Regions from separate parts of the Homo sapiens genome. Here region 1 is linked to region 2. A link is an interaction called in ENCODE POLR2A ChIA-PET data of the cell type or tissue named here. Cell type or tissue: GM12878. All regions are shown on one strand. Each heading gives the region's core, and the rest is flanking DNA. Links, peaks and the distances in the headings are about the cores only.

Region 1 (5,647 bases), core at 168-5,167, 290 kb before region 2:
CTAATTTTTGTATTTTTAGTAGAGATGGGATTTTGCCATGTTGGCCAGGCTGGTCTCGAACTCCTGACCTCAGGTGATCTGTCTGCCTCAGCCTTCCAAAGTGCTGGGATTACAGGCGTGAGCCACTGCACCCAGTGTGTTTTAACTTTTTGACTGTTTTGTAAAAATATTAGCTTGAAACACAAACATAGTGTACAAAATATTGCACAAAAATATTTTCTTTCTTATAGCCTTATTCTGTAAGGTGTTTTCTACTTAAATTTATTTTTATTTTATAACCTTTAAATTTTTTTGTTAAAAACTAAGACACAAACAATCACATGAGCCTGAGCCTACAAGAGCATCAATATATCTGTCTTTCACTTACCTTATCCCACTGGAAGGGCTTCAGGGGCAGTAACACACATGGAGCTGCCATCTCCTAAGATAACAATACCTGCTTCTGGAATACTTCCTGAAGGACCTGCCTGAAGCTATTGTATAATTCACTGTTTTCTTTTTCTTTCTTTTTTTTTTTTTTTTTTTTTCTGAGACACTGTCTCGCTCTGTCGCCCAGGTTGGAGTGCAGTGGCGCGATCTTGGCTCACTGCAAGCTCCACCTCCCAGGTTCAGGACATTCTCCTGCCTCAGCCTCCCAAGTAGCTGGGACTACAGGCACCTGCCACCACGCCCAGCTAATTTTTTATATTTTTAGTAGAGACGAGGTTTCACTGTGTTAGCCAGGATGGTCTCTATCTGCTGATCTCGTGATCTGCCATCCTTGGCGTCCCAAAGTGCTGGGATCACAGGCATGAGCCACCGCGCCTGGCCAACTGTTTTTTTAATAAACAGAAGGAGTATCCTCTTAAATAACAATAAATAATATACCAAATACATAAGCCAGTAAAATTTTTGTATATGTGCTAGACATAATTGTAAGTGTGATGCTTTTATATAACTGACTGTGCTGTGGGTTTGTTTACAACAGCATTGCCACAAACACGTGAGTAATACATTGCACTATGATGTTAAGAGGGCTACCATGCCACTAAGCACTAAGTGATAGGAATTTTTCAGCTCCATTATAATTTTTTTTTTTTTTTAGACCGAGTCCTGTTGTATCACCCAGGCTGGAGTGCAGTGGCACAATATCGGCTTACTGCAACCTCTCCCTCCCCAGTTCAAGTAATTCTCCTGTCTCAGCCTCCCAAGTAGCTAGGACTACAGGTGCACACCACCACACCTGGCTAATATTTGTATGTTTAGTAGAGATGGCGTTCCACCATGTTGCCCAGGCTGGTCTCGATCTCCTGACCTCAGGTGATCCACCCGCCTCAGCCTCCCAAAGTGCTGGGATTATAGGCGTGAGCCACCGCACCTGGCTCAGCTCCATTATAATCTTACGGGACCACTATGGTTGATGGAAACATCATTATGCATTACCATGACTGCAAATCTAGGTAGTGTCTGTCCCAACTACTCAATTCTGCCTGTCATAGTGCAAAGGCAGCCATAGACAGTGTGTAAATGAACAGGCACTGCTGTGTTCCCATAGAACTGTACATTCGCTGAAATCCCAATGTCACATGATTTTCATGTGTCATGATTTTAATCGTTTTGTTTCCTACCATTAAAAAAAGTAGAAACCATTCTTATTTATGTCTGTACAGAAACGAGCAGCGGGCCAACCTTGAAAGGAAGTAAAAGGAAGATGTTCCTTTTTCAAATGCAGTGAGAATATCCCAGAGAGGACCATGACATAGGATGTTTCGCAAAAGGCTGAGCATCACTGGGGTGTTCCCCACCCTGTTCCATCAAGCATTATTTTGGGAAATGTGGTGCTAAGAGTTTGAACTTGCAGGATCTAGTATGGTTCCCAGCACAAGGTAAGTCCAGATGGAAAGCTGGTTGAGGGATATTTATGTAGTGCTGACTAGGAACCCGACACTCTTCTAAGTGCTTTATGTATATTAATTCCTCTAAGTCCTCATCATTATCCCATGAGGTAGTTATTTAGTATCCCCATTTTGCAAATGAGCAAGCTGAGGTTCAAAGGAATGAATGATTTGTGTCAGGCTACCCAGTCAGTGAGGGGCAGAGCCACATTGAAGCCTGTTGAGGAGAAGAAGGGATTGGTAGGGTAGCCCTGTGATAGTGGCAGGTGGGTAGAGGGGAGTTGGTTCTGGGTCATAACTACAGAACTACACGATAAGAACTTTATGGAGCCAAGAGCAACAGCCCAGGACATCCCAGTGAAGATGTCCAACTGGCAAGATTGGCCCTCAGGAGATAGTTAAAGGCTGAAAATAGTAACTGGGACTTGATTTCCCCTGCAGTCTTCCACAGTCGCGTTATGCCACTCCCAGTATGCTTGCTGTCCCTGTCAACCAAGCCCACAACTAGGTTATGCAAATGAGCATAATTTAGGGCGAGCTCTTTCGGAGATGCTAAGCCAAGGATGCCAGCCATCTTGGCCAGCACTCCACCAGGGCCACGTGTGCACCTCGGCCCTTGCATTGGGAGGGCACTTGACCTGCATCTCTTCTGTAGCTGGCCTTATGATGTACTTTCGGTACCTGGAGAGAAAAACATTTACCCTAGGCTTCTGGGGCTCAGGCTATCTATTAGGTCCTGCCAGCCCCTAAGGGTTGACTGCATAGGACATCTTGAACAGAGGAACACAGGAGGCCAGTTTTCCATCTGCTCCGCCAGGCTGGGAGGGCTGCCTTGTGACTCAGTAGCTGAACTACCGCAAGGGCCCCTTTCCTTGCCTCCCCCACAACCCTCCAGGGAAGAGCAGCTGAGAGGCAAAGGAAGAGCCCTGGTTGCAAGACACAGAGAAGTCATGCAGCCTGCCCAAGGTCACCCAGCCACCAGGGGGGCAGAGTCATAACTCAAACTCTGGGGACCGAACCTCAGCCTGCTGCTCTCTGCATCTTGCTGTCACTGCTTCATTGAAGAAGGCCATTCCCCAAAAGCAGGAAACAAAACACGGCAGGTTTCTGTCCACAACTGGCCTGAGTGATTGTGCACTGTGCAGCTGTTTAGATAAAGGGGACATTTTGACACAGGCGATGGAAGACAGCCCCATCAAAAGAGTATGCTGAGGCCAGGAGCAGTGGCTCACGCTTATAATCCCAGCAATTTGGGAGGCCAAGGCTGGCAGATCACCTGTGGTCAGGAGTTCGAGACCAGCCTGGTCAACATGGTGAAACCCCATCTCTACCAAAAATACAAACATTAGCCAGGCACAGTGGCATGCACCGGTATTCCCAGCTACTCAGGAGGCTGAGGCAGGAGAATCACTTGAACCCGGGAGGTAGACGTTGCAGTGAGCTGAGATTGCACCACTGCACTCTAGCCTGGGTGACAGAGTGAAACTTCCTCTCAGAAAAAAAAAAAAAAAAAGGGCATGTTCAAATTGTGGAATAATACATGTTATTTCAGGATGCTGTGTATAATACACAGCCCTGTCTCACCCTATCCCTGACCCAACCTCTCCCCTGATTCCCACCCATCCCTGAACCTAATCATTCTACTGATTTAGCCCATCGCTTGGATGAAAATAAAACATATTTAATAATTGGTTTTCTAAATTTCATCCAAATGTCCCCTGGTCTCAGACGAACAGCCTCTAAAATGTCAGGTTTCCATAATCAATCCGTATCCCCAAAGCCTTCCCCCAATAAGTTTGTAGATGCATTGAAGTAAGACGGCTGGGCTTTCTTTGTTTTCTTATTTCCGCATGATGCTCTGCACACAAAGGACCTAGTCCTCCAAAGCAATGTGCTGGTTTTGCTGGAGAAGACCCAGGCTCACTCACTTGCTCAAGGTCACTTAGCTTCTCCACCGCAGGCTTGCTCCTCTTCTGAGGGACAGCTTTTTTACCTCTGTTAATGGGAATGGAGGAGGTAGGCAGGGAACCCCATGGTGGTGACCCCATTCCTGCATGCTTATGGAACCTATGGTCAAGTTGTGTGGGTTCCTGAGGGCCATGGGCACCCACAACGTGTCATCTGTCCTGTTAAATGTCTTCACGCATGCAGAGGAATCCTGCAATTCAGATGCGCACAGCCACTGCAGCTGCCTGCCTTTGAGGGGCCATTAATTTCAGGGAGATTAATCACTCCGCGAGACAGCAAAGTCAGTCGCTTGCAGGTTGCCTTTGTTTGTCTGAGTCGCTGTGGGGGAAGTGGGCTTGTCTAGCTCCCCCAGTCTCTTTGTAGGGCAGAATCCGAGCCTGGCGTGGTGTAGCCCCCAGCCCTCTGAGCTCACTTTGTTCAGGGAGGAAGAATCCTTGGGAGACTTGGTCATTCTGTGATGTCTCCTCATTAGAGGAAACCAGGGGCTATTTTCTGTGGAAGCCACCAAGAGCCAGGCAGTTTGCAGCCTGAAGGACAGGAGCATCTTGTATTCCAGCAGCCAGATTGGAGGCTTGGATACCTAGAGAGGGAAACTGTAAGAACAAAAGTAAGAATGACAGCTAATATTTTAATTGAGTAAATATGTTACTGTGCTGAGTAACTATGCTAAGCACTTTAGAAATATATTCTCATTTACTCTTCCCAGAGATCCAGTGAAATTCACTGGGATATTATTTTCTCCATTTTAAAGGTAAGGAAACAGAGACTTAAAGAAGTTGCATTGGCCAGGCACAGTGCCTCACGCCTGTAATCCCAGCACTTTTGGAGGCTGAGGCGGGTGGATCACAAGGTCAGGAGTTGAAGACCAGCCTGGCCAAGAGGGTGAAACCCGTCTCTACTAAAAATACAAAAATTAGCCAGGCGTGGTGGTGGGCGCCTATAATCCCAGATACTCAGGAGGCTGAGGCAGAGAATTGCTTGAACCTGGGAGGCGGAGGTTGCAGTGGGCCAAGATCGCGCCACTGCAATCCAGCTTGGGAAACAGAGCAAGACTCAGTCTCAAAAAAAAAAAAAAAAAAAGGAAGTTGCATTTTTCGTCTAATATCACACTGTTGGTAGTTCAGGAGCCAGAACCTGAGCCTGGACATTATGCCCAGGACCTGAATTTCCAACGAACATTCTTCAAGTAGTCTGGCTTCTGTTTTTCACTTGGGAAGGGCTTTGGGATTTTAACTATGGTGATGGGAAATCATTGCAAAGGCATGAGCACCTGAGTCTACCTGACTGTCTTGTGAAAGAGAAACTACCTGCTGGTGCTTTGGGGAGATGGAGAGTTTTATTTGGGGGCTTCAGGGCACAGACAGAGCAACACAGGTTCAGGGAGGCCTGGGCCTGAGGCTCTTGTTGGGGCTTTAAAGGGCTTGAAGGAAAGGGCACCTTGAGCAAGAGCGTTTGTGCCAGGACGACTCTCCTGCTCATGCATGGTGTTCCACTCAACTTCATTATTTGGAGAAGAAAGATTGATTCTTTCCATTAAAAACAACAACAAAAAATCATTAAAGGCTGTTTGTTAGTGTTAAGTAAACTAAAAGGGAAATAATTACATCGGGGCCACTGATGAAATTACAATCAGATTAGAAACATGAGCTCGATTTCCTGAGCATTTCTTTGGCCACGAGTCTGATCTAAGATAATTGGATATCTCTAAATACATGAGACTCTGTAAGCGATTCCTCTGTGATTCAAAAGGATCGGGGGCAGGGAGGTATGCAGAAGCCAAGGGTTATCTCTTTTGATTCAGGAGA
Region 2 (5,647 bases), core at 498-5,497:
CTGGGACTACAGACGCGCACTACCACACCTGGCTAATTTTTTTTCTATTTTTAGTAGAGACGGGGTTTCACCATGTTGGTCAAGCTGGTCTTGATCTCCTGACCTCGTGATCCACCTGCCTCGGCCTCCCAAAGTGCTGGGATTATAGGTGTGAGCCACCGCGCCCGGCCCCTTCCCTCCCCCAACCCCCCCCCAAATCCCCGCTTTTTTTTTGAGACAGAGTTTCGCTCTTGTTGCCCAGGCTGGAGTGCAATGGCATGATCGCGGCTCACCGCAACCTCCGCCTCCCGGGTTCAAGCTATTCTCCCGCCTCAGCCTCCCGAGTAGCTGGGATTACAGGCATGTGCCACCATGCCTGGCTAATTTTGTATTTTTAGTAGAGACGGGTTTTCTCCATGTTGGTCAGGCTGGTCTCGAATTCCTGACCTCAGGTGATCTGCCCGCCTCGGCCTCCCAAAGTGCTGGAGTGTGAGCCACCTCGCCCGGCCACAACCTTTTTTTTTTTTTTTGAGACGGAGTCGTCGCCCAGGCTGGAGTGCAGTGGCGCGATCTGGGCTCGCTGCAAGCTCCGCCTCTCGGGTTTGGCCATTCTCCTGCCTCAGCCTCCCAAGTTGCTGGGACTACAGGCGCCCACCACGCCCAGCTATTTTTTTTTGTATTTTTAGTACAGATGGGGTTTCACCATGTTAGCCAGGATGGTCTGGATCTCCCGACCTCGTGATCCACCCGCCTCGGCCTCCCAAAGTGCTGAGATTACAGGCGTGAGCCACAGCGACCGGCCCAGGCCACAGCCTTTTTACTCATGTATCCATATCTACACCTGTCTCCATTTGGTACATTTGATACAGCCAGCGTATTAATCTTAAAAAGGAAATCTAATGTCACAATACTGCTTAAAAATCATTCAATTAATTCCAGCACTTTGGGAAGCCAAGGCAGGAGGATCACAGGTCAGGAGATTGAAACCATCCTGGGCAACATGGTGAAACCCTGTCTCTACTAAAAATACAAAAATTATCTGGGCCAGGTGATCAAGGTTAAGGTGATAAGTTGTGTTGATAGCACACCTTGATATCATGTAATGAAAAGGCATTTAGTCTTTGTGGTATTGTTTCCCCAAAACCCATAATCCCAGGAAAACATCAAATGTAAATTGGGGACATTCTACAAAATACCTAACCAGTATTTCTCAAAACTGTCAAGGTCATCAAAAACAAAAAGTCTGAGGAAATTTTCACGTTTAAGAGGAGCCTATAGGCCAGGCATGGTGGCTTACACCTGTAATCCCAGCACTTGGGGAGGCCAAGGTGGGCAGATCACAAGGTCAGGAGTTCAAGCCTAGCCTGGCCAACATGGTGAAACCCTGTCTCTATTAAAAATACAAAAATTAGCCAGCGTGGTGGTACATGCCTGTAATCCCAGCTACTAGGAAGGCTTAGGCAGGAGAATCGCTTGAACCTGGGAGGTGGGGGTTGCATTGAGCCCAGATAGTGCCATTGCACTCCATCCTAGGCGACAGAGTGAGACTCCAACTAAAAAAAAAAAAAAAAAAAAAAAAAAAAAAAAAAAAAAAAAAAAAAAAAAGAGGAGCCTATAGAGACACAGTGTGGTACCCTGGACTGGATCCTAGAACAGAAAATAGATATCACTGATATCACTGGAAAAACCAGTAAAAAAAAGTTTGGAGTCTATTTAATAGTAATATATCAGTGTTTCTTAGTTTTGTCAAATGTGCCATGGTAATGTAAGATCTTAACTTTGGGGAAACTGGATAAAGGATATGTGGGAACTGTTAGTATTATCTTTGCAACTTTTAGGTGAATTTCAAATTATTCCAAAATGTTCATTGAAAAACAAACAGATGGCTGGGCACGGTGGCTCACACCGGTAATCCCAGCACTTTGGGAGGCGGGGGCAGGTAGATCATGAGGTCAGGAGATAGAGACCATCCTGGCTAACTGGGTGGAACCTTGTCTCTACTAAAAAAAAAAAAAAAATACAAAAAATTAGTGGGGCATGGTGGCAGGCACCTGTAGTCCCAGCTACTTGGGAGGCTGAGGCAGGAGAATCGCTTGAACCCAGGAGGCAGAGGTTGCAGTGAGCCAAGATTGTGCCACTGCACTCCGGCCTGGGTGACAGAGTGAGACTCCATCTCAAAACAAAACAAACACAAACAAACAAACAGACACTGGCTGGATGCGGTGGCTCATGCCTGTAATTGCAGCACTTGGGGAGGCCGAGGCGGGTGGATCACCTGAGGTCAGGAGTTCGAGACCAGCCTGGCCAACATGGCAAAACCCCGTCACTACTAACAATACAAAAAATTAGTCAGGCATGGTGGCGGGAACCTGTAATCTCAGCTATTTGGGAGGCTGAGGCAGAAGAATTGCCTGAACCCGGAAGGCAAAGGTTGCAGTGAGCTGAGATCATGCCATTGCACTCCAGCCTGGGTGACAGAGCGAGACTCTGTCTCAAAAAAAAAAAAAAAAAAAAAAACAGACAAACAAAATACAAGCTCATGTCATCTGGACCCAGGTTCTTCAGCTTCATCTCGTGCCTCTCTCCTCTTGGCTCTTGGTTGATTAGCCATTGTGGCCACCTTTCAATTCCTCTAAAATATCATGCCATGTTTCCCTTTAGAAACTTTGTATATACAGTTGTTTCTTCATGAAAAATTTTCCAGTTTTTCTCTCTTCCCTGTTCTCACTCTCTCACCTAAAGAATGCATACTTAGCCTTGTGATTTCAGCTGAAAAGTCATTTCCTTGGAGTGGGGGTGGGGGTGATGGTGGAACGGGGGAAGGAGGGGTCACCAGCAACCTCCTGATCTATCTAAATGGAGAGAATGCTCTGTGCAGGCTGACTGTATTATCGTTTGCATGATAATTTTATTTCTTCCTGCAAATTGGCACTTGGTTTATACATTGATTAGTGGTAGTACTTCCCAAACACAACCAGTGAGACCGCATGGCACTTGGTTATTGGGTTTTCCCTGGTGACACTGTGGCTTTTCTTTTAAATTTCTACAATGACTACCTACCACCCCGAGCTGAGGAAGTCAGCCCCTTCTGAAAACTAGCTTTCCATACCACCCTTAAAGTGTGGTGCAGCGCTTCAGCTATAGCTCCGTCAGCAAAGAGTACAATGGGGTTTCTTCTCTTGACCTGGACTTCCAACAGCAGCTGGGGATTTTATTAGCTTAATAAGTTGCTCTTCCCACCTCATTGTCGCATGACACAGCCTTCCCTCACTGACTCAGCAGCTATCTGCCGAGCATCCGTTCCACACCAGGCCTGGTGCTGAGCAGTGAAGATACAGGTGACTACAGAACATGGGCCGGTCTCATACTTCACAGGATGAACAAGAACAGAGCTACAGAGCTAATAAAACAGTGCTGTGACAGAGGAGGAGGTGCATTTTAGTGTCAGTTTTGGAGATCCTGGGTTAGAATCTGATAACCTTTATGTAGTACGTACGTGAGCTAGGGCAAGACACAGGATTTCCAAACCTGTTTCCTCTTCTATAAAAATACTGTAATAATAAGTACTTTGTGGTTCATTTTGAGGAACATAAGAAATTTAACTTGGCACCTGGCATTTAGTAAACTCAGAAATGGTACCTATTATCACTGGCCTTATTGTAGTCCAGATGCCCATTCTCCTCTCATCCTCCAGTGTTTTTTTTGTTTGTTTGTTTGTTTTTTTTTAGACAGATTCTCGCTCTGTTGCCCAGGCTGGAGTGCAGTGGCATGATCTCGGCTCACTGCAAGCTCCGCCTGCCGGGTTCACGCCATTCTTCTGCCTCAGCCTCCCAAGTAGCTGGGACTACAGGCGCCCACCACCATGCCTGGCTAATTTTTTGTGTTTTTAGTAGAGACGGGGTTTCACCATGTTAGCCAGGATGGTCTCAATCTCCTGACCTCGTGATCTGCCTGCGGCGGCCTCCCAAAATGCTGGGATTACAGGTGTGAGCCACCATGCCTGGCCTCATCCTCCAGTTTTTAAATTTTTCCCATACTAATCAGCCTTATGTTTACCCACAAGAATCCACTCACACGACTGTGCAATAAGGACCACTGAATATTTTGTCGGGGAGAGAGGTGAGAGGCCACATAAAATATAACTGAAAAAAAATTCCTCTTAGACATTTTTATTCTTCAAATTTTTCTTCCTGGCTGTGTTGTTTCCAGGGACTTTCCCCTTCTCTCCTCTCCCTCCAATGCAGGAGAAACTAGCCTTCTTATCCCCACAATCTTTTCTTTGTATTTGAGTGATTTCCCTCTACTCTTCCCTTTGGGAAGCAACTTTAAGTCCTGTAGTCATCTTATGTACAGCAGTTGAGGGATCATGTTTTTATCATTTTGGCTTCTAGCTCTCTACCCCAAGTGTCTTCCAGAAGTACTTCTTAAAAAAAGAAGTCATACACATGGTACTTTCCTAGGAGGAGTTCTAGTGAATAAAATGCCTGTCACTCAGACTGGAGTGCAGTGGTGCTCACTGCAGCCTCAACCTCCTGGGTTCAAGTGGTCCTCCTGCCTCAGCCTCCCAAGTAGCTGGGATCACAGGTGTATGCCACCACAACTGGCTAATGTTAAATTTTTTTTGTAGATATGGAGATCTTGCTTTGTTGTCCAGGCCAGTCGTGAACTCTTGAGCTCAAGTGATCCTCCCCTCTCAGCCTGCAAAAGCTTTGGGATTACTGGCATGAGACACTGTGCCCAGCTACATGTTTTTTGACTTAACACATAGGGTCAACCAAAATTTCCATGTTTTTCATATGATGGTCTCTCCTATCACATGCTTTCACAATGTTTATTTAACAGTTAAAAAATTTTTTGAACTTTTATTTTGCACTAATTTTAGTTTTACAGAAAAGTTGCAAAAATAGTACACTTCATCTAGCTGCCACCAACATTAACATCTTATATAGTTATAGTATGACTATCCAAAGAAGGACATTAACATTGATACAGTATGATTAACCAATCTACAAATCTTACTGGTATTCCCCAGTTTTCTCACTAGTGTCCTTTTCCGGTCCAAAATCTAAAACAGATCGTGCAGTTTAGTTGTCATGTCTCCTTAAAGCTGTGACAATTCCTCAGTCTTTGTCTTTCATGACTTTGGGACTTCTGAAGATTACTAGTCTGGCATTTTATAGAATGTCCCTCAATTTGGGTTTGATGGTTTTTCATGATTAGATTGAGGTTATACATTTCTGGCAGGAATACAACAGAAAGCTGTGTCCTTTCCAGTGCATCATACTGGGGGGAACATATGTCATCTTATTAGTAATGCTAACATTGACTACTCAGTTAAGGTGGTGTCTGCTAGGTTTCTCCACTATTAAGTTTCTTGTGGGGATATATTTTTAAGATTATGGTGTTTTTGTGATTATGATGTTTCTCATCATTCTTCCACCCACTAAGCTTAGCATCCATCAACAGTTTTCATCTGCAACAATTATAACTGCAATGTTTGCTTAATGGTGATTTTCCATTTCCATTATTCCTTCCACATTTATTAACTGGAATTATGTGATAAGGAAGCATATCTCTTCTCTCCTAGTTATTTATTCATATCAGTGTGCACTATGGATATTTATTTTATGGGTTATGATGTAAGATTATCATTATTTTGTTGCTCAGA

The links. ChIA-PET counts read pairs that join two places held together with the same protein. Peaks named below come from ENCODE experiments on the same cell type or tissue, not always from the same donor. Only the 100,000 strongest peaks of a DNase experiment are listed, where the experiment ranks them.
Region 1: POLR2A ChIA-PET joins it to region 2 with 6 read pairs; 2 of 35 experiments call an interaction of 5 or more read pairs at or near these places.

Annotation. Positions count from the first base shown.
Region 1 is chr15:80,232,217-80,237,863 of GRCh38, reverse strand. The region is part of intron 1 of CTXND1 (cortexin domain containing 1); the gene reads left to right. Among named protein-coding and RNA genes, the nearest start is that of CTXND1, 17 kb to the left of the region's middle. In GM12878, for the core only: a CTCF peak has its summit at 2,854; no DNase peak of the experiment used is centred there; H3K27me3 peaks cover 178 bases.
Region 2 is chr15:79,946,000-79,951,646 of GRCh38, reverse strand. No RefSeq gene overlaps it. Among named protein-coding and RNA genes, the nearest start is that of BCL2A1, 22 kb to the left of the region's middle. In GM12878, for the core only: no CTCF peak of the experiment used is centred there; no DNase peak of the experiment used is centred there; H3K27ac peaks cover 264 bases.